7 separate regions of the Mus musculus genome follow, and all the other regions are linked to region 4. Evidence: chromatin loops called from intact Hi-C (ENCODE). Cell type or tissue: left cerebral cortex. All regions are shown on one strand.

Region 1 (4,000 bases), 1.4 Mb after region 4:
TAATATGAGTAGTGTATAGAAAAAATATTATGTGAAGACAGAGAACAAGAGTGATGGGATGGTCCCCTGTACTGGCTAGTTTTGTGTCAACTTGACACAGGCTGGAGTTATCACACAGAAAGGAGCCTTGGGGAAATGCCTCCATGAGATCCAGCTGTAAGGCATTTTCTCAATTAGTGATCAAGTGGGGAGGGCCCCCTTGTGGGTGGTGCCATCTCTGGGCTGGTAGTCTTGGTTCTATAAGAGAGCAGACTGAGCAAGCCAGAGGAAGCAAGCCAGTAATGAACATCCCTCCATGGCCTCTGCATCAGCTCCTGCTTTCTGACCTGCTTGAGTTCCAGTCCTGACCTCCTTGGTGATGAACAGTAGTATGGAAGTGTAAGCTGAATAAACCCTTTCCTCCCCAATTTGCTTCATGGTCATGATGTTTTGTCCAGGAATAGAAACCCTGACTAAGGCAGTCCCCCCAGAGAAGAAACATCAAAGATGACTCCCAGAAGTCAGTGAGAGGCATGGCACTGATTCTCCCTCCCAGTCCAGAGCTGGGATCATTCTTGCCAACGTCTTGACTCTGCACACCCAGCCTCCAGAATAACGATGCAATAAATACCCATTGTATAATTTGTGGTACTTTATTACAATAACCATAGAAATCTATGTTAGGCAACAAACACGTGAGAAAGAAGAGAAGGACGTGTCACCTATAACAACAATGTGGCTACTTCCTTATTGTATTTTCTCTCACAAAGAGTTATTTGATTCTTTTCAGACCAAATAAAAATCACTAAGTGAGAAAATTGCCTTTGTGACACAGATTCAAAACTCATCTGTTTTATTCTGTTAAAACTAGATTTGCTCCTGGTGTAACTTAGGAATTATCCAGGTAAGAGCCTTAGCTATCAACTTAGGCTGTTCATTGTGATGTACACATGACCTCAAGTAAACTAGCTCAGGACACCTTGGGCTGTGATGATTTAATTTCTCTAATTAACTATGCTCGTTGATCAAAAAAGCTGGGGACAAAGGTCAGGCTTTCCCCCTTCCTCTAGCCTACTCCATTTGGTAACTAGCTTGGTCCTACTTCTAATGTCTGCCATGATCCTCCTTTCAATGCTACCTGGATCCATGTGTTTTGCTCTACTCAGGATGGTGTGAGAGTAAGGATAACATGGGGAAAGCAAAGGAATCTCAGCCTCTGTGAGATTCCAAGTGTCGGGTAACCATCAGGATGCTTCCTCTGCCTAGGAGATTATCCAAAGCTTCTCACCATTGCTGCTGTAAGTGCATTGGCATCCCACCTAGCCAAGAAAATGAGATGATAAATCTGTTCTTCCTAATATCTCAGCAGCCACCAGTGTCTCTTAAAGGCTACTTTACTGGTAGGACAGTAGGAGTCCTAGCTACCTGCTCAGTGCTGAATTTGGGCATGAAACTTATTTGCTTTTTATCACCAGTAGGTAGCAAGAAAGCAGAATTCACTGAAAGTGGCTGTCAAGATTGCAAGACAGCCTGGGGAATCTCAGATTGCTGTCATCGCAAGCTCACGTGAAAGCGCAAGCAAACATAAAAGCAAAGCATGGTTAGGGGTGTAGCATCACTCAGGAAATAAGCACCCAGTTTTGTTTTTGATACTGTGATCTTTTTTATTAGGAAAGATGGCTCTTCATCAATAGCAGAGGCTCACTCAGAAATGCAAAGAACATGACAAATGTGCCAGCATATGCATTTACAATGACAAATGCCAAGCTGTTTTATGTAAGAAGACTTTGCGATGCATATGGCTGAAGCAGAAATAACGCTGCAAAGCCTCAAGGAATGTTCTCCATTTCAGCACATTCTTTCTCATTCCAAGCCTGCCCGATCCAACCAGCAGACGTACTTTGCTTCAGGATTGCTTATGCCTTTCGGTGAGCCCACGAGATTTGGAATTGGACCTCTCCTTTTGATTCTGCAACTCTCTTCGCATAAATTGTTCTATTCATTTCAAACAACCATCCCTGCAAACGAGGGTTATCTCTACCCTCACCCATTACTAACTAGATGGGCCAGTCTTCATCATGGTTTCATTAGACTCGCCCTGTTTTAAGAAAAATCAGTCATTGATCCCAAATGCCATGTTTTAACTGGCAGGGCCTGCCTCAGCTGCCATGTGAAGAGAGAAGATTCTGAGACTGAAGAGAGAAAGTGCACACAAGAATAAGCCATTCTCACTAGGAAATGCAAAAAATCACCAGCTATGCCATTGTATCTCTCCTGTGTACCACGAAATTCCATATTCTTTTAATTATTATCACAAACGCACAGGTCATTTTAGTCCTACTGTCTTGTATTTAGTTACTTTGTCACATGATTAAGTTTGTTTTTATCCACATAGTAACTGCCTGGCATTGCTCAGAGAAATGAGGTTAGCAAACTTAACTTAGAAAAAGACAATTCTAACCTGACTCATTATGAAACATTAACACATGCACTTCCACTCTCTAGCCAGATTGCCTCAAAAGGTAATGAATAAAGACGGAATCAAATGAGCCATTTTCATGAAGCAGCAGATGGAAGAGGTAATTTTTCAAACATAGGTATAGGTCTATAGGGTCAATATTAATAAACTACAGCGACTTCAGATAGTAAGAGTTAGAACATTCCAGAAGATTCTGGGGGGGGGGGGGAATGGTGCTTCAGGAAGGAAAAGGCACCAAAACCAATCTCTTACTTTTGAATTTCTGAGCGTGGATGTTGCATGTAAGGAACATCCTGTGAACAAGCTGGTGTTAGATTCAATCCTGGAATGTATAGCCTTGAAAGTGAAATTCACAACCAAAAAAGAAAAAGAAAACCCACATGAATTAAAGCTCCCATGGTCTATTTTTAAGTATATTTTGGAGTGGGGGTAGGGTTAAAGCCAGCACTTAGAAAAGCATCCTTCTCTTGGCACAATGATTTATGTGTTTCAGGTTGGCAGGAAGACTTCACTTCCAGTGATATTCTCCAATTGTTAAAATAAAATAAAAAAGTCCCTACTGCTTTCTTTGCAATCCATAATTTTGTGTTTTTAATTTAGATAACTGAAATGTCTCAAAGCAGAAATAAACTGCATATTCATGAGCCCTGATTTGCTGTAATCATTATTTCTAACGCTGTGCATCGGTGAAGACTTGAGTACCAAATCCTATTCTTGGTCAATTAAATCAGATGACTAAAAACTGAGAGAGCAGGGGACCTCGTTCTTCCTTTCCTCTTTGAAGAATTCTGTTGGTCTATCAGAGGTCAAATGTCCTTGCTCCCAACCAGGGCTGATAATTAGTTGTTTCAACATTGGCAGGAGGGATAAAAGTCTATTTAATATGCTAACTACGGGACTGTTAATTTTTCTTCAATAAGTTTTTAGTCATAGACAGCCAAGGGACCAAAGGGAAAAGATAGTATGTTAAAATGAGCTGAGTAGGTGGCTGGAGAGATGGCTCAGTGGTTAAGAGCACATGTTCTTCTTGCAGAGAACCTGGGTTTGGTTCACAGTGCCTCGGACAGCTCACAGTCACTTTTAACTCCAGATCCAGTGGATCTTACAACCTCTTTGGGTTTCTGTGGGCACCACATTCATAGACACATACCCATGCAGAAAAATACACATATCCATGTAATTAAAAATAAACTGAAAGTCATAAAGAGATGTCACAGCTTCCTTAGCCATCATCCTAGACTAAAACAAGTATTTAATTTAGGTTCGTTATTCCAAAGAGAAGGTGTGCATAAGAAAAAGGGGTTCCAGATGCCACCATTGATTTGCCCGCAGAAGCCCTCTGTAAAAATAATTAATAGTACACAAACCAGGCTGTGTAATCTAGATCTATTATTTACTAGATTTAGAATGTTGACAGAAGTACTTCAGCTGCTTCAGGAAGCTACTTCATCTGCAAACTGGGGGTGAGATATTTATATCATAACATACTCAACTAAGACTAAAAGATTTACATTTTATGAAGGGCCACCATAGTAATTGAGC
Region 2 (4,000 bases), 240 kb before region 4:
GGCTTAAGTTTGGATCTGTTTCTCAGCAAGGTAAAATAGGAAAACATTCTATACATCACATGCGCCCACAACTAAGGAGAGGAAAGAGAGTGCACACAAAGCCCAAAAGACAGCTTGGGCTGGAGCTGGGCTGTTTCTTATTTGCAAGGCAATCCCATTACCTCCAAAATCTGGTCTCAGACGAATGTCATAGCCTTTCAACAGTCTGTCCACCGTCTCTTTAACCAGCGACATATTACTAGGGTCATTGACACTAAAGAAAAAAATGACAATAACCAGGAATGAATAAAGAAGACAGCACGGCATCTTCAACAGCCCTGCTCACAGAGAGGTATGCAGACAGAGCCCTGACAAGTGAGAAAGGAAAGGGACACTTACCTCTGAGCACAGACAGCGGCGATTATTAAGGGAAATGACCAAATCCCAAAGTAGCCCCTTTTCCGGACTCTCCACATCCCTTTAGGTTCTGGTGGGATTGAGGGATTCACTGAAGAGAGGAGATCCAACTTAGTCTGCCCAGTGCAGTAATTCTAATGTGGAGCGCATGCGCACGGCGTACCAAAACATCAAAGGGGCAGCGGCGGCTGCCGGGGACCGAGATTTCCTTGTTTAAAAAAATTAAAGGGGAAAAAGGAAAAGAAGCATATATATGTGTAATATGTACATGTTTGAATAATATTAAACTACTACCCCAGAAATGCATCCAGAGTAAAATCTTCGTTGGTTTTTTTTCTTTCTTTCTTTAAGACAAAAGCAACCAGAGCGTCTGGTAAGTTTCTGTTCTAGGAGGTAGTTGCACCTCACGACGTGGTGGGATTTTAGAGAGAGGGAGAGAGAGAGAGAGAGAGAGAGTGTGTGTGTGTGTCCCCTTAAATATTAAAAAGAAAAATAGGAGTAGGGTGTAGGGAGGAAGATTGGTTCCTGAAACCCTTCTCCTCCCGGTCTAAGCCAGTTGAAAGGGGCAAGGAGTTGAACTTTATTTCCTTAAGAATAGCAATCCCCTGCCTGGGACAAGCGGAGGAGGTGGGGGTGGGGTGGGAGCGCTAGGGGTGGGGAGGGGAGCAGTGGGAACCAGAGTCCGAGGAGGAGAAAAAAAACCAATGGGAGGAGTGCTGAGCAAACGTTGGATTTTGAGCGAGGGGGGGTGGGGGTGGGGAGTGGACTGTGAATATGAAAGAATCGGAATGGCTTTGAGAAGAAAGGGGAAGGATACAGGAATCCAAAGATGCTCGTTTTTCCTGGGAGTCAAGGGGCGAGCTTTTTCTTCACTACTCACGAGTGATTTCTTTCTCTTCCTCCTGCTCCCCCTTTGCCCCCTGTTCCCTGGGAAGAAAACCTCGGGGTCCTGGTTTCTGGCGCTGTGACGCTCCTGACCCGCTAGTCCAGCTATTTATAGCAGGAGGGGGAGGGGGCGAGGGGAGCAGTCAGGCAAAGGCTTCTCTGGGTTTGGGTCTGACTCTGCACTAGGAAATTATAAGTGGTCAGGATGAGGTGTGTGTGTGTGACTGAAGAACAAAAGAAGTGGGGGCGTGAGGGACAGAGGGTGACAGGCGTTCCAGCACAGGTGCGGGGCCAAAAGGCATCCAGTGCGAGGGCGGGTTGCGGGGTGGGATGCGCTCCTCTGGCCCCCCACGCCTCGCGGACGCACGCGCACCGCGCGCGCGCGCGCGCGCACACACACACACACACACACACACACACACACACACACACACACAGACACACACGAGACACGTGCATTCACAGTCCTTGCCACCCACCACTCCTTACCTCACCAGCAGGAGCTCGCCGCCCACTACTGTGGCCCAACGGAGCTGCACCACTGCCGCTCTGCTCTGGACAGTTGAAGCTGCACCTCTGCGTCCAAACCCAGTGGTTCACAGAAGACAGGCACAATGAAGGAACCCCGAGACCGTTTGAGCCACCAAATCACCTATCTACACACCACAATTTTCCCTCATCCCTTTCCTAGCCCAAGGGGACCCAAGGCTGCCCCCTTCCCTCCAGCTCCAGGCTCAACACGGACACCAGATCCAGACTCATTTCATAGGAAAAATCATTTCCTCTGCTTGGGGCTCGCTGGAGGAGGGGAGGAGTTGCGGGGGGGGGGGGGGGAAGAGGATGCCGAGAGCACCGGGACTGGGATGCCCTAGAGTCGTGTTCCTCGTTTTATCCTGAAGACAGGGAGGGAGTACAGCAGGTGCATCAACTACCCTGGCACTCTTTGATGAAGAGGTAGAAAGGCAGAACTCAACACTGGGTCCTGGACCCCAGTATCCAACCTAAATCTACTACTGAGCCTTGTCATTTACCGAGAGTCCCTACCATGTGCAGAAAGCCGCGCTTAAAGCAATATTAGCTCAAAGTTGACTCCTTAGTGACCCCATTTTACGGGTTTAGAAACTAGCACATCGATCGGAGGAACATGTCCAAGGTCATTTCTGTGGAGAAGGGTGGAAAGTGAGTTGTGCTTATAAAGCAGTGTTTCTAACCCTTAGACTAGACTACCTCAACTCTTAAAGTTCAGAACCTCACACTCTGCTAGCTCTCTGCTGCCACGCGGGGGACCTCCAAGCGCCCACTGCGCCTGTGGGATGGGAAAGCTCACAGATTACAACAGACTGGTGGTCCAGCAGGTCTCTCTGGTGAGAGCAGAGACCAGATCCCCAGGGATCGCAGCTAGCTTGGTGCTACAAGATTCCAACTGAAGGCTTTTTAGTCTCCACTGTGACCACGTTCAGCTTCCCCTTTTGACCCACATAGTACAAGACACCCCTACCCCCACTTCCATCCCCTTGCGCGCATCTCAGGAAATTAAGAGTTATTATTCTGGGGCAGTTTAGAGAGGTGACTCCAAGGGAACTGTGGAGAAGGGATGGTTGCCAGCAGGAATCTGATAGTTTCCCTAGGGCAGAAGACAAACCAAAGGGAAATAATCTGGGGAAGTTTCTAGGTTAAAGACAGGTAAAACATAGCACCATAAACACAGAGCAGATGCATCACTGCAGGACTATCTGCAAGGCTGGAGGCTTACATGAGAATGCGCGCGCACACACACGCACACAAACACACACACACACGCACACGCACACACACACACACGCACACGCGCACACACACACACACACACACACACACACACACACACACACACTCACGCACGCGCACGCACGCACACGCGCACACACGCACACACACGCACACACTGGTGTGGGGCAGAGGCACCTTTTGCTGACTTCCTTTTCTTTGCTCTTACAGTAATAGTAACATTCAAGACCAATGTAATGAAAAGAGAAAAATATGTTTCAATAACCAAAAGATTCCCAAAGTAGTTAGCCAATAATTTGATCAAGTCTTAGAAAATTCCTTTATCTCCAAAAAAACATCTCCAAATACAGACTTCTTTCTATTAATTAATCCTCTTATCCATCCATCACGTTCAGGAAGGTTTTCTAGTTTGGGCTGAAAGTATGAAATTCAGGAAACAAAATAAATCACAAAATTCTCTCACATCCATCCAAAATAATAATAGTAATGCATTAAATGATTAAATAAGTGCATATTGAAAATCTATTAAGAATGGGTCTTCTCAGACACCTAGAAATAGCTGCAAGACACTGATGCTTCTAAACTGTGGTCTCCTTTATTTATCTAAGTCTAGATAAATGTTAATACCGTTTTCTCCATTGGGTTAATGCTGAATGATGTAATCACTTGAGTAGCATTTGTCATGTGATTAGCACATATTAGCAGTCTTTAATGAATGGATACAAAAGCAAACAATGTGGAGTGGCAGTCATCTTTAAAGACTGGAAGAACACAGATCGGATGCAATTATTATAAATTTGCCTGAGGAGAATAAAAGAGCAGCCATTTGGAGAAAATCAAAAGAGCCTTTTGAAGGATGAGAAAACAGAATGTCAGAAGAGGGAAGGAGACCATTTGCCTCTATGTGGTAGCTCCCGGGGACATCTCTTATCCTTGACTCCAGGGACTAATA
Region 3 (4,000 bases), 980 kb after region 4:
CCCATTTGCCAATATCAGACTTCACAACAGAAACTTTATAAGTGGAGAAAAAATGCTGTGAGGCATTCACAGTACTGAAGAAAAGTCACGTTAACAAGTAACATAGTACAAATCAAATTGATCCTTTAGAAATGAAAAAGGGTAAAGGTCTTATCAAGCAAAAATAGAGACTATATCTCTAGCTAACCTGTTCTACAGGAAATGGTGAATAAATTTCTTTATACTACTTACAGTATAAAGGACTCTTCTCAGTAAGAAGAATGCATCAGAAGACATAAAGATTACTGACAAGAGTAACTATGTCATTTCAGAATTCTCTAATATCATTATGCATGGTGCATCAATCATAGCTTTACTCTGAGTACTATAAAATGAAACACATAAATACATTAAGTGGTAGGCAATATGGAAATATATAAAAATGGAATATCAAAAATTCAATTTGTGTAAAAATGGATCTGTAAAATTTTATTGCTATCTGTTCTTGTTTCTTTTTAAGTTTTATCTTTAGAGTTGTGTTAGGATGCGACCATTTCACAATAACTCTTACCATAAAAATACGTTTTTTGAAAGCCTTATGGTAACTGTAAAACAAATATCAATTACAGAAAAGTCAAAAATAATAAGCAAGGAGAATTAATGAACTGGAAATGTAGCTAAAGATTAACTGCCTTATGTTAATGTGTGGGGCCCTGGGCTTGAACCCAACACTGAAAATAAGAGTGTTTGCATTTCTTGTTTGGCATTGTGGCACATACCTCTAATAAAGGGGTCTGAAGAACCTGGCACAGGAAGACTGTGAGTTCCTCGGCCATCTAAGAGAATTAATTCAAAACATGAGACTAAAAGTAAGTCAGGTCACCACAGCAGAAGACAGTAACAAGGAGTGGGGGGAGGATAGAGAAACTCAATAAAACCAAAAAACAACATGAAGCAATTCTTCAGTTGAATCCTATGAGAGGTTGGATTAACAAACAAGACCTAGACATGTGTTGAGCCAAGAACTCACACTGCCTTGAAAGTTATACATATAGCCGGGCATAGTGGCGCACGCCTTTGATCCCAGCACTTGGGAGGCAGAGGCAGGTGGATTTCTGAGTTCGAGGCCAGCCTGGTCTACAAAGTGAGTTCCAGGACAGCCAGGGCTACACAGAGAAACCCTGTCTCGAAAAACAAAACAGAAAGAAAGAAAGAAAGAAAGAAAGAAAGAAAGAAAGAAAGAAAGAAAGAAAGAAAGAAAGAAAGAAAGAAAGAAAGAAAGAAAGTTATACATAAAGTGAAGGTGAAATATGAGATGAGATATTCTATGTGATGAAAATCCAGAGAAAGAAGGAGTTGGACTACTTAAGTCAGATATGGAGCACAAGCAAAAAGCAGTTAAAAAAGAGACAAGGACATTCATTGTATAATGGCATCTTAATTGACCAACACTAAACAGACTCTAAATGTATTTGTATGCAATGTCAGAGCTTCTAAATGCATAAAGCAAATAATAAAAATAATAATAATCCTGGAGGGAAAGTCAGACTTCAATTGTTGGGATTTCAACACTGCACTTTTAGCAATAGACTTAATCATTGAAGCAGACAAGAAACAGCAGAGGCAAATTGCAAAAGAGATCAAGTGAACTTGCTAAATATTCATTCCTTTCATTAACACATTGAACATTTTCCAGGATAGATCATGTGATAGGCCATGAAACAACACTCAGCAAATCAAAAAGATTTGGAGCTCTATTAGGCAGCTCTTAAGACCACATAAAAATTTATAACAAGAAGAAACAACCCTTTAGAAACTATAAAATGACAAAGAAATTCAAGAGTTTAATTTTTAAGTTTATGTATATGCGCTTTCATAATTTTATATATGAATACAATGTACTTGAATCCCATCTTCTCCATCTTCCCTGCCACAGCTCCTTCTAAACTCTAGCTTCACATCTCCCTCCCAGCATCTCCATTTCATCCCCCTCTGCCTCCCCCTCTTTCTCCTCCTTTTCCTCCTGTTCCTTCTCCTCCTCTGCCTCTTCTACATATGTTTCTACTTATAATACAGTTAGTACAATCTTCATGTACATGAATGTAGTGTGCCATCTACTGGAAAATAGGAAACCTAACATGGGCCACACCACTGAAGAAAACTGATTTTACATCCCCAGACATATTCAAATGTCAATGGCCTTTCAGATAATTATAGATTTCATGATCCACTTACCTCTACAAACAAGAATGCTGGCAAGCTTGATCTTATATAGATCATGTGCAAGCAACCCTAGCTGCTGAGTATTCATGAGTGCAATGGCATCATGTCAAGAAGATATTATGTCACAGCAAGTTTCCCCAGCCTGTGGCTCTTACAATCCTCCCCAGTCACTTATGCTCTACATTTTGGTAAGCTGTGAGTCTTTCTATTAAGCACTCCTCACTGCATTAATAAACTTCTCTGAGGGTGGACAGTAGCTGCACTAGTCTACTAATAAGAGTGTCAGTACTTAGAAAGCCAATTGAGACTGAGTCACTTAAGCAAAATAATAGTACTAGGGCCCTAAGAAGTCTCCAGACATGGGTTAGTGGCTAATTTAACAGTGCTAAACATTAGATTCCTCTTATGGAATGAACAAGTTTGTCATCGACTGACTTGTTTTCCTGTCAATTCTCATTACCTAAAGACTTTCTTTTTTTTTTAAATTAGATATTTTATTTCCATTTCAAGTGTTATCCCCATCCCTGGTTTCCCCTCCAAAATCACCCTATCCCCTTCCCACTCCCCCTGCTCACCAACTTACCCACTCCTGCTTCCTAGCCCTGGCATTCCCCTACACTGGGGCATAGAGCCTTCACAGGACCAAGGACCTCTCCTCCCATTGATGACCGACTAGGCCATTTTCTGCTACACATGTAGCCGGAGCCCTGAGCCCCACCATGTGTATTCTTTGGTTTGTGGTTTAGTCGAACTCTGGGGGTACTGGTTAGTTCATATTGTTGTTCCTCCTATGGGGCTGCAAACCCCTTCAACTCTGTAGGTCCTTTCTCTATCTCCTTCACTGGGGACCCTGTGCTCAGTCCAATGGATGGCTGTGAGCATCCACTTCTGTATTTGTCAGGCACTGGAAGAGCCTCTCAGACATCCACATGAGGTAGGACAAAAGTTCTCAACAAGATGGTTAATAAATAATCATTTGAACTTATTTATATTTACATGGGTATGCTTTGACCATATTCCAGCTAACTATATCCTCTTGTAACGGAGCATAGATTACTAATAATTGTATCCTTATTGGGAATTAAGACACTAAAATGCAAAGTAGTTAATTAGCTAATGTTACAGAATAAGAAAAGCTGTGAACTAGGCTCTGTTTTCACAATGCTCAGTTTAGTGCCTTCTTCTAGTGTCCACTCATCAGCTGGCTGCTTCAAACATACAGTGTATTTCTAATCATGGGAATGACCCACCAAGGGTCAAGAAGGCACATTTGAGTATCAAGAAGAAGATGACATTGTGAGCATGCTAGCAAAGGCATGAGCTAATACAGAGCAGTAGTAGACTAGAAACACAGAGAGGTTAGCATTACCAGGTAGCCTGAGGGCTTGAGTGCCAAGATGAATTGTCAGCTTCACATTGTATACAGTGGAGGATGCAGGACCTTCCTAAGCACAAGAGTGAACATTCAAAATGGTGTTCTCCCAGCATTCATCTGGTAAGAGGGTGGCATTATACAAAAAAGCACAATGGCCAAGGAAACACAGCAATATTTTGAAAACCAGAACAGCATCATAGACTAGAAATAATAATGAGGCAGATTTGTTTAAGCCATCTCCATTGCCATCGACAACATGCCAGATTTGTTTCTTACCAGCTAAGAAAAAAAATGCCCTCATATTCCATGTTTGTTTTTCCCCATTGGTATTAATTATATCAAGAAATATTGTCAGTAATTGAAACCTCAGTTCTTTATTCCCTAAGACTTGTATTTTTCATGGTAGTATCAATTACTTGGAGT
Region 4 (4,000 bases):
ATAGGGTTAAGAGAAGTTGTTTCCTCTTCAAAACAGATGTTAAAACATGCTTTAAAGAAAGAATTACCATTGTGCCATTTGGATGCAATATTTTCACATAATGATATTTATCCAAGATACCCTGTCATAGTCTACTCCTGTGTGTCAAAACCGGTCACTACATTTAAGAGAACACTATGAGGAAGCTCACGGTGCTTATCTCTACATAATTTCATTCTAAATGAATTCTGCTTCCCTGCTTACATGGCTGTGTGTGATGGTTCTTACTGATTGGAATGATCCGGGAGAGTGTAGAAAGCATTTTGTTGATGTATTTAAAGGCATACATACCACATGGACCTAGAGAATGCTTAATGTAAAAAAAAAAAAAAAAAAAAAAACAAAAAAAAACCCTGGGTTTTATAAAGCTTCCATCTATTCACGGTTGACCCTACTAAGGAGTTAAGAATCGAGAAAGTGGGAAAATAAAATACATGTAATAGTTTTCATAGTAGGACCAGGATTAATTTCAGTGCATTTAAGTAACTACATCTGCTTTTTAGCCAGGTAGTGCTCAGGATTTTAAAATTTGGCTTAATAATTATGTATATACACATAATTATGTGAATGTATAACACACACACATAGACATTTCTATAACTCTTCTGTTCCATACACATTTATTCCTCCAGTATCCTCCTACCATATCCAAGTTCAACAATCAGATAATGATTGATTGCAATTTACCTAAGTGGGAATAAATATACCCTCCTTTTCATGCGAAGCAAACCACTTAAGCTTCCATCTGTTGGAGACAAAGTGTTTTCTAGCAGCACCCTGGAAGAAATTAAAGGACGCTTACAAGATATGTGTGGGTATGTTTGTGTGCATTGATGTGTGTGTGTGTGTGTGTGTGTGTGTGTGTGAGAGAGAGAGAGAGAGAGAGAGAGAGAGAGAGAGAGAGAGAGAGAGGGAGAGAGAGAGGGGGAGAGGGAGAGAGAGAGGGAGAGGGAGAGGGAGAGGGAGAGGGAGAGGGAGAGGGAGAGGGAGAGGGAGAGGGAGAGAGAGAGAGAGAGAGAGAGAGAGAGAGAGAGAGAGCCCAGCACATGGCCTGACTTTAAAGTGTATCCTTTAGCTTCACAGAAACATTAGTGAGCATATTTAACAACCACAGAGGAGAAGCACGACTCTGGCATTCAACAGTGTGTTTCCAATGGTTTTTATAAAGAGGCAGATACAGTTGCTTCTGAAATCAAGGTATCTCCAGAATTCAGGGATGCATTTTGTCAACAGAGGTGTTAGTCTACTAGATCCCACGTAACCACATGCCCTCCTTTTAGAGACACCAAGTTTAAACCTTTCAGTACAGATTCCACCACAGGGACCCGAATCAGAAAGGTCGTTTTGAATAAATCAGCAAGTAATAGAAATGCAAAGGCTACTCTAGAGTAATTTTGTCACCTGAAACCATTTCAAGTTTTATAGGATAAATTAAAATTCTGGTACATTTCTGAATGGAAAGGTGGTACGGAAGGTGGGGAGTGGATGGGCCAGGTTTCCATTGCTTCCAATGAGTGTCATATTCCAGTGAGGTCATTTCCTGACTTCAAAGCATTCATCGGAACTGCCTCAGTCAGCCCTAGTGGTTATAACCTGATGTTTCTTGCAAGACACACTGATCTCTACTTATTCCACTTTTCAGCTGTGCAAGCCCGTGATGAAGAAAAGTCGGGGTCTCTCTGACTATCTTTGGGCCTGGACCCTCATTCTGAGCACACTGTCGGGAAGAAGGTGGGGGCATTTTCTTTAAAATCTGCATGACAATTTCTGTAATTTTTTATTTATTCCATCAGGGGGAAGAAAATTGTCCATGGATGAATTCATGACTAAGGGAATTCAGAAAACTTTACTGCAATAAAATTTCAGCTAAGACTAAAGAAGAATAGAACATGAAAATAACTTTCTTGTTTGGATGCTCACGAGAATACACTTAACAAGCTTTACTTTTAAATTTAAACTAGGAAATGTATGAATTCAACTCTTAAGTCTGAAACAACTTTTTAGTTTTCATTTGTAACTGAGCAAAAAATATATAATTTCCTAATTTATGGGAAAAGTTACTAGATAGTTATAAGTTAAGTTTTCAATAGGAAATTTTCTAACTATTTGCAAAATCATAGAGTAACTCACAAAAGCATGGAAGTTAAAATAATATTTTAGAATAAAAATAAGTTAAAATAATATTTATAACGTGAATGCCACATGACTAGAAACACATGTATATTGTGTTTTAAACCATGGTTAATAAAATCAATAGAGATAGAATATACCAGATGATTGCTGTAAAATACTAGATAAAAATTAAATTTTGCTCATTTAGTATTAATATCAAGAAGAAATGTTGTGAATCAATTTCAGTAAGTTGAACTAATAAATGTATTTTCTAATGATCCAATAAAGAACATGAGATTGTAATAGCATTTATCTAAATGATCAAATATTTTATATTGTTCTCTACTTTAATAGTTTTTTGTCTAGTCTATTCTTGTGCCTTACTAAAAGGTGTTCAGCATATAATAAAATCCTAAACTCCTTGAAGTGTAATAGGAAGTGAATCTTTATGAGTAAAAATCAGAGCTATGGAATCATCTGGAAAGGCAGACATTTCTGAGGATTGGTTTAAAATGAGATGCTGGCTGTGTTACTTTTTAGTATTATCGCATAAACAAATATCGGAAGAAGAAGATGCATATTACAGTCTGATACTCTTAATTTCAGGAGTTAAGTGATCAGTGATTTTTGAAAAATTATATGGAGTGTTACTATTATAATGACCTGTAGATGGAGTTAGTGCACAGTGTTTTATTACAGAGTTGTTCATGTGGAATCAAAAGCAGGTTCAGTAACTGACATTTCTCTTCAAAAATGAGTATTCAGTCTAGGGCATTCTGTGTTGTTATTAGTATTTATTCACTCCCAAAGTCATCTTAGTTCCTCTCCTGAGTTCTGTGGCAGTTGTAATTTAAATAGGAAATTAGATGTAAGGTTGAAGATGAGCCTGATTACAAAATCACAGTAAAGAAAGATTCCCATTCCAAATGGAATAACAGGGCTGGTTTTGTTTGGGAAGGGGCTGATCTCTTTGGTATTTGCATTCCAATTCAAACAATTGCTGACAGCAAGATTCATAAGCTTAAACAATTTCTTGTGTTTTACATAAGCTGTGGAAACACACCACACGCACAGATAAAGGTAACAGATACCCGGGATTCTGAGGGCTGTGTTAGCAGTCTAATCACCTTCTGTTGTTTCTCTAACTTATCATCTTTTCTTTCCTAATTTCACTGCTTCCCCCCTAAGAGTTTTCTCTATGGAGAGTTTCCTGAATCCCTAGATGTGTTCACATCTCTTTGTCTTTATCAACACGACCTTCCAGTGTCCTTGAAAGATGATGGATGGTATTTGTTTTTGTGACATTGAATTTTTACAAGTATTTACTTTCTGAAAGCCGATCTTGCTTTTACCTTACTACTGTCATCTGCCAATGAGACACGCAGGAAGTCACAAACTCACTGAGAACTTGATTTAAGAAATAAAATAAAACAACAAGGTGTTTAATTTTGCCAAATGAGAATAAGCTCTTAATCTGTGTGACATGAATGGATTAATGTTTAATTTAATGAAATGAAAAATGGTCTTGTGGAAATAAATTCCATATATTTAGTGCCATAGAGAAATTTTACGTATAACTATCAAGTTAAAACTTTATCAGAAAAGCAGTCTTTGAAAGTATATACAACTCAGTTAATGTCCATACAGTTAGGATAGGCATTCAAACAGAAGCAGTGAAGAGTCACATTAAAGTTTATACTTTCAGTATTGAATATCTTTTATGCATTTATCCATGAAAGAATCAGTACTAGAAAAATAAATTAACTTTGCATCTTTAAAGTGGCCATTATTTACATTCAGTCCTTCCTTAGTCCCTTCTATTGACTGTGGTTAATTTGGTGTATGGTGT
Region 5 (4,000 bases), 1.3 Mb after region 4:
TGTCCTTTCGATGAGATGTATGTAAAAGTAGATGTTACGTAAACTTAAATGGATACTGATAGCAGTAAGCCTCCGAGATGACAATTACATCTGGTAAATAAAAGTTACTTTTACAAGTGGGGTCAACTGTCCCCACCCCCACCCGTGTGTGTGTGTGTGTGTGTGTGTGTGTGTGTGTGTGTGTGTGATTATTTTTAAAGAAATCATTTGAAAACCTTTCTATTCTTTCAAATTGGGGAAGATACACATAATAAAACAGAAAAACTATATCAAAAGAAGAGAAAGAACACCAAGCCAATTAATTTGAAATAATAGTATAAATAATACAAGAACGTGTCTGAACAATGTGAAATGTAGCGGAGAGCCCCACATAGCCCAACACTGCGTTTTCAGCAATAGTTTTGTCAAGATGATGTCGTTGTGTAGCTGTTTCTCTGCACTGAAAACTTCCCTCTTGGGCAGAGGAAAGGTTCATGAGACTCCTTAACAACTAGGACTCAGAGCACAGCTCCTGGATGCTATCTGTGCAGTACCCATTGCAACTCCTCGGGTAGCTGCCTGCAAGTTGCTCTGGGAACTCCTCTAACACAGTCCATGTGAATCTCGCTCACTTAAGGGAAGGGCATTTACTAAAGCAACTGGCAGAGCTACCCCAACGTTTGTAAGCTGGACTTAAACTGACTTCTTGTTTGTTTGTTTGTTTGTTTGTTTGTTTGGTCCAAAGCTTTTATATCTGAGGTAATCAAAGAAAGATTCCCCAGGAGAAGTTAGTTATGCAACATCATGCTCTTTTCTGCCATACCAATAAGCAAAAAATAACATTTCGATGAAATTAAAATTCATGCAATGTGCTTTTTAATTCAGACTCTGCATTTATCTCAAAAAAATAAAATAAAATCTGTTTTCTGTGTTATTTCTTACAAATGTATGCAAAGCTTTGATTACAATGGAAATGGCACACAAGTTGGAGTTAAGCTGATACAGGATCAAAACCCACCTCTTCACTTCAATATGTGCATACATTACTAAATGTTGTTGGCCATGACCTTCAGGGGGTTCTAAATGGAATGAAAATGAAGTAAAACTTGTGAATTTCTGGGTACAGCTGCTCTTCTGATACCTCTTGTCTTTTCCATTTCGAAGCTGATCTGGGTGGAAAACACTTTAATTATTCCTTAAACCTAAAGAATGCTAAAACATAACAGAAAACAGCAAAAGATATCACTCGTTATACATATGATAAATCTGAGGCTGGGTAGAGATTTGAATCCAAGGGAGAACAGATAAAGTAAAACATTCCCCCTCTATCATCCCTCCTAAAACCCAAACTACAAGATAATGAAAAGGAAAGAGCTCGACTTCCAAACCTCAACGGGGCTCCTGGCCGAGTTTATCATATCCCGTTAATTTCCATTTACCTAGGCTCCACCACAAGCTATGCGAGGTGGCAAGCCAGCAAGTTGGATGAAAAGCGACTCCTTTTTTTCCTCTTGCTTAAATTGCTCCGTGTCCTTTTGCGAACTACAAAAGCTTGTATGAAAATCCTCCTGCTGAGGCCAGCTCTGGGACGCAGCTCAAGGGCTCCACCTTCAGTCGCAACGGAAAAGGAACCATTCAAAACCATTCCTTTGAGTTCTAAGGAGACAGATCTGGAATGGTTTTATTTCACGAAATGCAAATCCTACAGTCTTTGGTTTTGTTTTGTTTTTTACAAATAATATGGGCCAGACACTTATCTACTATGCACAGTAAGCCAGATAATCTTAAAGTGTGCAAGACTGACTATAAATAACTCAAGTAAACTGGTTGCTTAAACTACCTCATGGTCTTTCATGTCTTCAGGACTCCTGTCTGCTCTTGTGTTATTTAGCTGCAGCACTAGCTGATAAGCTTTTCATTCCATTTCTCCTATGATATTTACTATTGTTTTGTAGTGAAGGAAATGTTATTTCTTACCTAACATACCTGTTGATAAACTGCCAGTAGGTTTTGTTTTTTTTTTTTTTTTTTTTTTGACAGTTTCAATAAGTATATTGAATGGAATTATTCTTGGAAGAAATATTCTACCTTGACAAATGGAAATGATTCTCAGCTCTATTAAAAGGCATTGCTTAAAGGTTAAAGATTAATTTTCCAAGAGGCACTGGTATGGAATACAACAGACAAAAAAGAAAAGAAAAACACAGAAAATTAGTCCCATAATTCCACAGAATTAAACCCCCAAATTGAATTCCCACTTAAATTAAACAGTTTATTTAGTTAATCTCAAAATGAATGACTCCATGTTTTCTATTAAACATATCTTGTGGGGTTATACTTGAGAACAGTAACTAAAATGTTTAGATGTGTTTAGAGATTTTTTTTTCTTCCTAATGGGAAATTAAACTTACACATTAAAACTTACAGTTTTCTATTCACCTTATAATAGTGTTTTTTTTCCTTTTTTCCTTTGTTGGGGCCCCAGACATACCTCTAACAAAAGACGCCATAGAGAAATGTGAGTTTTGTGCCTCTCACTACTGTGAACGAAAATTACTGGAATTGTTGACAGAGATTAGAGATTAGAATTGCAACCTGTACAGAGTTTGGGATGTTGAAGATCCAAAAGCTAGTTATCACATCTTGGGTTAGCAGTTTTTGTCCACCTTTGTGTCATAACTAACATCTTGTAACTAATAAATAGAAACATTTGGAATTAATTAACTAAAAGTACTACTGGTGTGCACTGACCCAAAAACTAAGAATGTTATCAGGTAACATCCTGGGGGTATAGAAAAGGTTTCCCCCATCTGACTCTCACCACCTCTCTGATATATCCACCAATTTATTTTAAACTTGTTTGAATTTGTGTCTTTCTTTGCTCTGTGAATCTATAAAACTCCTTTCCCATTAGAATATGACAACTGGCAACCTAAATCTATGTTCCTGGGATGTGGTCACTAAGAATGGCTTCAAATAAACTAGCTTTTCTCTTTTAGATGAGAGCTGTGGCTTTTGTATCAAAACTGGTAAGAAAGAGGGGATTACTACTCTAAGAGAGCAAGAATTCAAATAAAGTTCAATTTTTATGACCCAGAGTTTTCATGGTCCTTATGTATCTACAGACTCTTTTAAAGGAGTAAATATTTGAAGCTCAGGGTAATTTCTTCTGGCTGAGCTTCATAACATTCACAAAATATCTTCTATTCTTCACAGTGATCCAACGGTTTGGTTCTTTAATGAGCCCTTGCTTTGTTGTTGAGAAGACAAAATACAAGTAAATCTAGTAAATTCAGCCTGGAGGCACACACCTGTAAACTCAGCACTCAAAACCTTGAAGAAGGAGAATCATGAATTTGAGGCAAATCTGGGCTACAATAACTCCATGAGTGGATGATAGAAGACAGACAGACAGACAGACAGACAAACAGATAAAATAAGGGAGATAGATGAACACAGAGTTATGTCGGCGGAACTAAAATCAAAACTCTTAATACCTACAACTATGCCCTATACAGCAAGCCTTCTATTAATTCTGCATGGACACATCCAATTCAAAATAAATATTTGAGTATTTCTATTTAACAGACATTATATTGCATGAAAATGCAGCATGGGCATGCTAGGGTAGATCTCTAAGAACTAAGAACAATTTCACAAAGGCTGGGGACCACCGTATTGGAGAGCAAGTGGGAAGACTGCTGAAGGTGTTAGACAAGCTCTTAAGTGAGACACAGCTGCATTCAAACCCCAGCTTCACTACAGCCTGCTGGTTAACCTAGGTCAAGTACTCAGCATTTCTAGGCACTATTTTTTTAATAAGTTGAAAAGAGAAAACACCAAACGGTTCTCTGTATTAGAGCTGCTGCATTAAATAAAGAAAATATCTAATTTCATATATATATATATATATATATATCAACTCTGTCAAGCTTGCAGACAGGAGCCTGGCATGACCACCTCCTGAGAGTCTTCATCCAGCAATGGATGGAAACAGGGTGCAGATCCACGGAGAAATATC
Region 6 (4,000 bases), 1.1 Mb before region 4:
ACCCTGGACACAGCTATCTGTCTCTCTGTTGAATTTCATCATCTGCATTTAATAACAACCTTTCATTTGTGGGAATACACAGGTTAGCTGCAGGAGAAATGGCATTTCCAAAATCATTTTCCATTACCTGCCTAATTCCTGTGCAAGACTGGGCCCCTTAACATTATGAGCCAGAGAAGATTATGAGGACTGTGGTGGTTTGAATAAGAACGGGCCCCACAGGCTCATAGTTTTGAATGCTTAGTCACCAGGGAATGACACAATTTGAACAAGATTAGGAGGTGTGGCTTATAGGAGGAAGTGTGTCACTGGGGGTAGGCTTGGAGATTTCAAAAGCCCACACCCAGGCCGAGAATGTCTCTCTTGGTCTCCGGACCACCATGTAGTTCTTAGCTATTGCTCCAAGGCCATGTCTGCTATCATGCTTCCAAACGGAAGACGATGCACTGAACCTCTGAATCTGTGAGCAAGCTTTCAATTAAACGTTTTCCTTTCTAAAAGTTGCCTTGGTCATTGATGTCTCTTCACAGCAATAGAACAGTGACTAAGACAAGGCCCCACCCCTCTCTGAAGGGGTAATTATGTTGGTAGGTAATTAGGGTTGCTGGGTAAGGGAGAGTCATTTTATTCAGCATTGCAGCCACTGCCAAGGTAATTTTAAGAAACACCCACTCACCCACTCACCTATAACTCACCCTAATTAAAATCATTTGTTCAAGAAGTGTAGGAAAATACTTTCTTTGGATTTCAGTCAGGCGTTTGGTTGGCTAGTCTCTCTACAATTATGTCAGTGGAACCTTCCCTCAGGCCTTCCTGTGAGGGGTGAACCCTCTTACAGACGGCTGCAGAGAGAGTGTCTGTTCAGCTATCTACAGAGGTATGACTTTGAGGAAATAATATGTTTGGAGGGGCATGGGAATATGGGCTTTGTGCTTCATTCACATAGTAAGCAGCCATGTTTATTGAGGGTGGCTGGTAGGGTTGCTGAGGTGCCTGGGGACCTATGTAAAAGAAAGGTATGCATTTGCTCTGGCTTCCCTCTTGACAGTTGGAAGGGCTGAGTGCCTTGACCCTTCGTTATGGATCCCCTTAAACAACAGTTTCTCAACATCTATGTACTGATCTGAAAAAGTCAGTCAAGGTCCTCCAAGGGATTGGAGGTTTTGTTACCTTTCCCCCAAAGGGTTGATGCCTCCTCAGCTTCACTCAACTCCTGAAAACCAACCCCATTCATGATCTCTCCGACGGCAGTATCACAGTATCATCACAGGATGTTGTACTCAGAGCACCAGGGGCAGAGCAGGAAACTGATGTCTTTATGGGCTTTTCTATTCTCTGTGTTTATGTGTGCATGAGATACAGACTGATACAGCTGCACAGTGGACCACAGGCTTGAGATCTGTCCAAGAACAGTCCTACACCATAGCCAGCCTCCCCAAATAGCTTTTAGAACCAATTGAGGGCCCAACTGGAGAGGTTGGAAAACCTGGGAAGAATAGTTTTAGGGAAAAGCTCCTGAAAGAATTTGTTTAGAGTCACCATAGAAACCAGAACACCAAGACTTGAAATCTGGGCTCCAGTTCTTAGATCCAGACAGACTCAATGTCCTCAACAGGATTCCAGTGCCTGAAGCTCTCCCACCCCTGCATAACCCCAGTTGCAGTACCTCCTTCTATCCGGCTAGGTGGCAGCAGAAGGCTTCCAGTGGAAAGCATTCCACAGGGATCTGTCTGACTTGGTGCCCAGTTTGGAGTCTGAGAGGGCTGCAGGGGAGATGTTTTATGGCGGTGTAAAGAGTATTTCAGGTTTCCCCTAAATGATGATATTATACTTACTTTTGTTTGGACTGCAGCCCAGATTTACATGGTATGGAATTGTCTTTCTTTAGGCCACATTGCTGCCTTATGCTAGATTTGAGATGAAATTAGGGCGCCCTCACCACTATGAAACCCTGCCTCTCAGGAGAATGTCATGTGGTTCTGGTTCCCCATCTGCCCCCCTGGTCTTATCTTGAGTCATGCATCTCTGGTTAAGTACACAGACACTGCTTACAGACTCCCAGGGTTAGAATACCACCTGACCACTTGCTAACCATGGGACTGTTGTGTCTTTATGTGACTTCTCTTTACCTCACTGTCTTCTCTGAGGTTGGGATGAATGACTGCAAATGGCACTCAGTTTCTTTACAGTGCTTCTCATGAGAGGATAAGAGAATATTTTTGAAACAAGTGTTTTGCTTCCATGGAACCTGGTGGTCAACAAGTATACAAGTTCTCAGCATAGATCTCATGAGCTCATGCAACTCTTTTTCCCTCTGAAACCATGTGACCAGACCTAGCTGGCCTCCTCAATGATGAGAAACCATGCAGGAAGGAAGATACCAGTTCTTCAGCTGGGGTCCCAGTTACATGTGAGCTCCATTGACATCAGGCAAAGTAAGGGTGAGGCCAATGCATGGAGCTTTGAGGTAGTGGTGGTGCAGTTGAAGCTATTGAGCCAGGTTAGATAAGTCTTTACCCTGCAGGGTTGCTGTGGTGTTAGATAGTGATGTACAAAGTCTAGCACACACTAAAGTAACCCAATACAGTTATTAGGACAACATATTTGCTGTGGTGTTAGATAGTGATGCACAGAGTCTAGCACGCACTAAAGTAACCCAATACAGTTATTAGGACAACATAATCCCAGGCCATTGTCTGTTGCTCTCTCTCTCTCTCCTTCTCCCTCTCCCTCTCCCCCTCTCTCTCTCTCTCTGTGTGTGTGTGTGTGTGTGTCTCTGTTTCTCCCCCCCCACCCGATGCATGTGTGTGTGTGTGTGCATGTGTTTGATGTGTGGTATTTCTGCACATGGAAGACAGAGAAGATTGGATATCCATCTTCTACCATTCTTTGCCTTGAAACAAGTGCTCTCCCTAAACTTAGGTTCACAACCACCTAATCCCAGAGAGTTTCCCCTTTCTGCCCACCTCACACCTTTGTCAAGTACTAGGGTTACAAGTGCATCACCCTACACATAGGTTTTTAGGTAGGCACTAAGGATTTGAACTCATATCCTCATGTTTGTGCTGTAAGCAGTCACATTGACAATGGATGGAAAAGCCCAAGTCAGCCTAGGTTTTGGGTGTGTGCTAGGTTCACAAGAGAAAAAGTAGTTGCGTTAGATTTCCTGAATAATGTTGCATGTGCCGCTTTCAATTCTTGTAGCCCAGAGATATAGTTTGTGCTCCACTTTCACACTGGGCCAAGTATTCCTAACACCCTGAAACCTGGGAAGGTAGGTACAAGTGATGGCAGGCCCAAGCTGCATTGAAAATTATCTAGTAGAGACTTACTAAAGTTTCTTGGATAGATACATAATTGAGTACAAAGAAGGACAAATGAATAAATATTCATGATAATAGTAATGATAATGTATAGGTAGAATAATAGGATTTCAGATTGGTAGGAAATCTATGGAAAAACCAAGTTTATTTTTCTTTCTAAAAAATGATGACATGTTTCCAGTCTATCAGTAAAAAGATTATACACATATAACATGTACTACATACAGTCACTAGCATTATATTACAGAGGCAATGTTAGAGCTTCCCTCTGAGTGAGGTGGCACATCAGACAGTCACACAGTTGGTTTGGTTCATGAAGAATGGCAAGAGTAAGTGACCACTTGTGACCAGCTTGGCCTAGGCTCCCCAGCATGTGGAAAACTGTAAAAATGGGGCCATCACAAGCAAATGGAGTTGGTTGGTAAGCAAGAAAAGAGCAGCATCCGAGTGCTGGGCAGAGCACGGGCTTCAGGAAGGGCTGGGGGCTTGCATAATCTTTTGTTTTCCCTATCCCCTCTTTTCCTTCTGGGGTGAGACTCTGTTACTACTGCCGACTGCCCATGCTTCTGAAAACTTCAACGTGCACTGCATGCGATTTGGACTCAGTCCTTCTGCCAGGAGGTAGAGCTGCTGAAACTTAATTTGCAAGCATGGTGACCTGCTTCAAGGTCCTTTAA
Region 7 (4,000 bases), 850 kb after region 4:
TTGATGTTCTTGTTTCCAAGGAAACATATATGGCTTAGTAGACAAGAGGTCATAATTCACCTCTGTATTTTAATTTGTATGTAAACCCTGTATCTTTCTTTTTATTTCTAAATTTTAACAGTTTTACAGTTTGTTCAGCTGTTGAAGCTTGGGAAGTGTAACATGATTATCAAGAAGATGGGTAGCATTCAATTTTAAAAACTGAATATGTCTCTCTGTGTGTATGTTTATTTGGACAAATGTGAGTGCAGGATAGTCAGAAGCTCAAAAAAGACATCTGATGCTTTGGAACTATTGTTACAGGAGACAGTGTACCTTCCAGAACAGGTGCTGGGAACCAAGGTTAGGTTTTCTACAATAGCAGCAAGGGTTTTCAGCCTCTGAACTATCTCTGTAGCCAACACACATTCAATTTTGATAGCTTATTCAGGGAGACATGACAGAAAAACACGTGAACTTGTTCTGAACTAATAGATAACCCCATGGATTCTACAATCAGAATTATAGAAAATCATATCAAACTACATCCATGCTTCTTATTTGTGATAAGCTATTTCTAGAAAATCAGAAGAATGCCTTTAGGAGCTCAAAGGCTTAACAAATGGCATGGTTTGGGTTTAACATGCATAATCTTATTTCAAAGTTCAAAAGTGTAGTCTCAACAGTTTCTATAATTTTGCAAAGTAGACTAGCAGTGTGTACTACAAGCTATAGGCACTCATTGAAGGAAATTTTCAGAGTTTGTTGTCATATGTAGTTCATGCCTGTATTTCCAGCATTCAGAAATCTGAGGTAGGAAGTGAGGCATAAATGAAGTACATACATAGTTCCCTGCCAGGCCAATATACAAAGAAAGACTTTACTTTGGTAATTAAATAAATAAATTCTGAAAATATACCTTCAAAGTGATTGGGTATTCTTGTAGAAATCCTTATAGAAAATATTTTTTCTCATTTCTTGGTAAAAATAAAAAATAAATGGCTATTTAAACTAACAGCCTCATTAAAGGTTCTACTTATATCTCTTTCTAAATCCTCACATACCCTTGCCTTGCTGAGGTTCAAACCCAAGGCCCTGTTCACACTAGGCAAATGCTTTATACTAAGAAATGCCAGTTGCCTGGGTCTTGATAAGCCGAGGTCATTTTAAGGAAATGATAACATCTACAACTGTACATGGAAAAGGGTGCATAACATATTAAAAGAAATCCTCTTAGTGCTTTCAGAGATCTTGATTTCCTTGTCAACTTGCTAGCATTATTAATAGATTTTTTTCCGTGTCTGTCAGTACCTAAAATGCATTAGGGGATGTTCCACTCTGACACTCAGTCAGCATTGTCGAGTGTCTTAAATATGTAGGGAAATATCCCTCAGTAAGGCAAGCTATCTGAATGACCTCTTTTTTTGGACTCTAGTCCTCTTCCTATTAATGAAGAGACAAAGATACTAACTGGGAAAGATGAAGAAGAGAAAAGCAGGCTGAAATGAATCTCAGTTTCATAACATGTCTCAAGAAGAGTCTACTAAAGGAAGATAGGAAAGCCATATTAAAATAGAGAGAGAATGACATCTACTGGCTAAGATAAGTCAGAATTGGCAGCTAGCAATGTATATTCCTTATAAAGTTAAAAATGCTTCTCTTTTCCTTCTATATATATCATGTAAATTAACGATATTGCAAGTTATCAACCCACAGTGGGAGAGAACCCGTCCTATTGCCTGTGAAGAACTAATGATGAAGCAGTTTATCATTAATTGGCTAACGTTGTATTTAAGAGTGTTTTTATGAATGTCCTTCAATGACTTTGATGTTATTTTTACACATATTTAATTATCTGCTAACTGTCTTATAAAATAATCATCATTGTTTTTTATGTGTGAATTTTTGTTTGAGCTTATTCATTTTAGTAACCATAAGAGCTTCTTTCACTAAAATTGTACTCCTAAGAATAATCATTGGAAAATTCTTTGTGACCTTGAATTTGGCAATTAGAATTTAGATGCTTTATTTACAGCACAGTCCCAGAAATTAGATGACTGATTGGAGTTTACTAATGTTAAGAGCTATTCTGCAAGGCATACTATTGTTTTGAGAGAACTAAAATTCAAAACATAGGATGAAATAAAACTCCCCGAATCATATGGTTGTTGAAGGATATGCTACTTTAATATAACCAAGAACTCAGGAAAACTCAGAGATAGAAAACCACAAAGAAATATTTTTAAATACCCCCACATAGTCTGATAAACATTACACCAAACACCCTAGGTCTGCTCTTTCTTGCTTCTCTCTCCATCATTCTTTTTTTTCTTTTCTTCCCTTCTCTCCATCTGTGTCTTCTCTATATCTCATCTCTTTTCTCTGTGTCAGTCATTCGCTCAGTCCCCTTCCTTTCCTCTCTTTCTTCTCTCGTGATCTTTCCACTTTTCTACTCTCTCCCTCTTCACCTGGATGAAAATAAAATGCTGCAAGAAGCATGGCTCCAAGTGTCACAAGGTTTGCTGCCATGAAGAACTATGCATCTAGTGCCTCCAAAGGATCAGAACAAACATGGAATAAAACCTGCTAAACTGTGAGTCAAAAATGAATCTCTCCTCCTTAGGCATTTTATCCCAACAAGAGGAAGCTGACTAACAAAGCAAACAGGGAATCTTCCTTAAATAAGATAGTCACTTGAAAATACTGTGGGTCTAAAACTGAGTGAAAAAAATTTAATGTTTCTTTGAATTCTATAATATATACATAAAAATTTGAGGGGATAATTTGATAAAAAGAAAAGCAATCAGATCCAGTGGAACTTTTTAATGAAGAGAGAGGGGATACTGAGACTGGAACCCAGTGAAGTAGGGCCAGGATGGATTTACATTCATAGTGAAGAGAGGAAAACAAACAAACAAACAAACAAACCTCATGGGCATGTTTCCCATGGTGAGTATTCAGCCTAGCCCTTTAAAACAGGAAATGTTTGGGTTATATTTTCAAAGTGCAAACCCAGCTAGTTACTGTAAAGCGTGGGAAATAAACTTGGGCTACCATGGAAGTCAAGGCTGTCGTAGTCAGTCATGTAGCCCCAACACATGTTTAACAAGGACGAGGTCCTTCAGATCACCTCTCAGCTCCATTATCTCTCCAAAAATGAGAGTCTGCCTGTAACTTGTTTGAAGACCTATAAGTTCCCCATTAATCAACCTTCTGTAAAGACCATAAACAAACATAGACTGAAGATTTCCTACAGGTGCTGGTGCTAGCCAACATGCATGGGGACAGATACCTGACTGATATATCCCAGCCTAATAGAGGGCATAGATGCTCTCTTGTTTTTCTTAAGACTGCTTCTACCCTATAGGTGGAACAACATTATGAACTAACCAGTACCCCGGAGCTCTTGACTCTAGCTGCATATATATCAAAAGATGGCCTAGTCGGCCATCACTGGAAAGAGAGGCTCATTGGACTTGCAAACTTTATATGCCCCAGTACAGGGGAACACCAGGGCCAAAAAGGGGGAGTGGGTGGGCAGGGGAGTGGGGGTGGGTGGATATGGGGGACTTTTGGTATAGCATTGGAAATGTAAATGAGTTAAATACCTAATAAAAAATGGAAAAAAAAAATTTGCCACAAAAAAAAAAAAAAAAAAAAAAGACTGCTTCTTCAGAGGATATATTCTGGGATTTGATTATCAAAACCCAATTGTTAGGGTTTTTAGTAGCTGTTATCGCACCCTTATTTTCCTTTTCCACTTTCTCTATAAAACCCATAGTTTTTTTTTTTTTTCCAGGTTACAGAGACTCTTTACATTTCTGCAAAGAAAGCTGAGATGTCATATGGCATTTAGAACAGCACTTAGGTATTTACAGGAGAGATCTGGGCTACAGTCTGAGGAAGCTGCTCATTGTATTTATACGCATAAAAGCATCAGAGAGGATGGAAAATGTCAAGCAATAGTGCTCATGCTTTTATCTGGAGAAAATATCATAGGAACAACTTAATTTGAGTAGAT

What was found. A loop is a pair of places that touch in the nucleus more often than their neighbours do. Peaks named below come from ENCODE experiments on the same cell type or tissue, not always from the same donor. Only the 100,000 strongest peaks of a DNase experiment are listed, where the experiment ranks them.
Region 1: a loop joins it to region 4, with 5 times the contacts of the local background. A loop is called at or near these places in 6 of 42 quality-filtered maps.
Region 2: it touches region 4 in a loop (8-fold over the local background); 9 of 42 quality-filtered maps call a loop at or near these places.
Region 3: a loop joins it to region 4, with 2.4 times the contacts of the local background. A loop is called at or near these places in 3 of 42 quality-filtered maps.
Region 5: it touches region 4 in a loop (5-fold over the local background); 7 of 42 quality-filtered maps call a loop at or near these places.
Region 6: it touches region 4 in a loop (2.6-fold over the local background); 2 of 42 quality-filtered maps call a loop at or near these places.
Region 7: a loop joins it to region 4, with 4 times the contacts of the local background. A loop is called at or near these places in 5 of 42 quality-filtered maps.

The regions. Positions count from the first base shown.
Region 1 is chr11:40,782,364-40,786,363 of GRCm38, reverse strand. No RefSeq gene overlaps it. Among named protein-coding and RNA genes, the nearest start is that of Ccng1, 29 kb to the right of the region's middle. In left cerebral cortex, no CTCF peak of the experiment used is centred here; DNase peaks (open chromatin) are centred at 1,799, 2,433, 2,840, 3,466 and 1 more place; H3K27ac peaks cover 4,000 bases.
Region 2 is chr11:42,417,805-42,421,804 of GRCm38, reverse strand. It overlaps Gabrb2 (gamma-aminobutyric acid (GABA) A receptor, subunit beta 2), which reads right to left and starts at 1,031. Exons shown (of 9, transcript NM_001362647.2): 1 at 379-1,031; 2 at 162-253. The coding sequence starts at 455. Gm34591 (a long non-coding RNA gene) reads left to right here and starts at 590. Exons shown (of 3, transcript XR_388590.4): 1 at 590-769. In left cerebral cortex, no CTCF peak of the experiment used is centred here; DNase peaks (open chromatin) are centred at 517, 1,370, 1,808 and 2,459; H3K4me3 peaks cover 2,623 bases; H3K27ac peaks cover 2,518 bases.
Region 3 is chr11:41,200,465-41,204,464 of GRCm38, reverse strand. No RefSeq gene overlaps it. Among named protein-coding and RNA genes, the nearest start is that of Ccng1, 450 kb to the right of the region's middle. In left cerebral cortex, a CTCF peak has its summit at 2,111 (motif pointing left); a DNase peak (open chromatin) is centred at 2,021.
Region 4 is chr11:42,177,330-42,181,329 of GRCm38, reverse strand. It overlaps Gabra1 (gamma-aminobutyric acid (GABA) A receptor, subunit alpha 1), which reads left to right. Exons shown (of 10, transcript NM_010250.5): 2 at 1,682-1,770. The coding sequence starts at 1,697. Among named protein-coding and RNA genes, the nearest start is that of Gabra1, 3.6 kb to the left of the region's middle. In left cerebral cortex, CTCF peaks have their summits at 1,634 and 2,813 (motif pointing right); DNase peaks (open chromatin) are centred at 791, 1,246, 1,571, 3,027 and 1 more place; H3K4me3 peaks cover 3,791 bases; H3K27ac peaks cover 2,035 bases.
Region 5 is chr11:40,924,908-40,928,907 of GRCm38, reverse strand. No RefSeq gene overlaps it. Among named protein-coding and RNA genes, the nearest start is that of Ccng1, 170 kb to the right of the region's middle. In left cerebral cortex, a CTCF peak has its summit at 1,585; DNase peaks (open chromatin) are centred at 555 and 1,561; H3K4me3 peaks cover 665 bases; H3K27ac peaks cover 1,148 bases.
Region 6 is chr11:43,261,724-43,265,723 of GRCm38, reverse strand. Atp10b (ATPase, class V, type 10B) reads right to left here. Exons shown (of 23, transcript NM_176999.3): 23 at 3,439-4,000. Among named protein-coding and RNA genes, the nearest start is that of Gm12146, 39 kb to the right of the region's middle. In left cerebral cortex, a CTCF peak has its summit at 1,681; a DNase peak (open chromatin) is centred at 1,691.
Region 7 is chr11:41,331,444-41,335,443 of GRCm38, reverse strand. No RefSeq gene overlaps it. Among named protein-coding and RNA genes, the nearest start is that of A230004M16Rik, 380 kb to the left of the region's middle. In left cerebral cortex, a CTCF peak has its summit at 1,587 (motif pointing left); a DNase peak (open chromatin) is centred at 1,457; H3K27ac peaks cover 310 bases.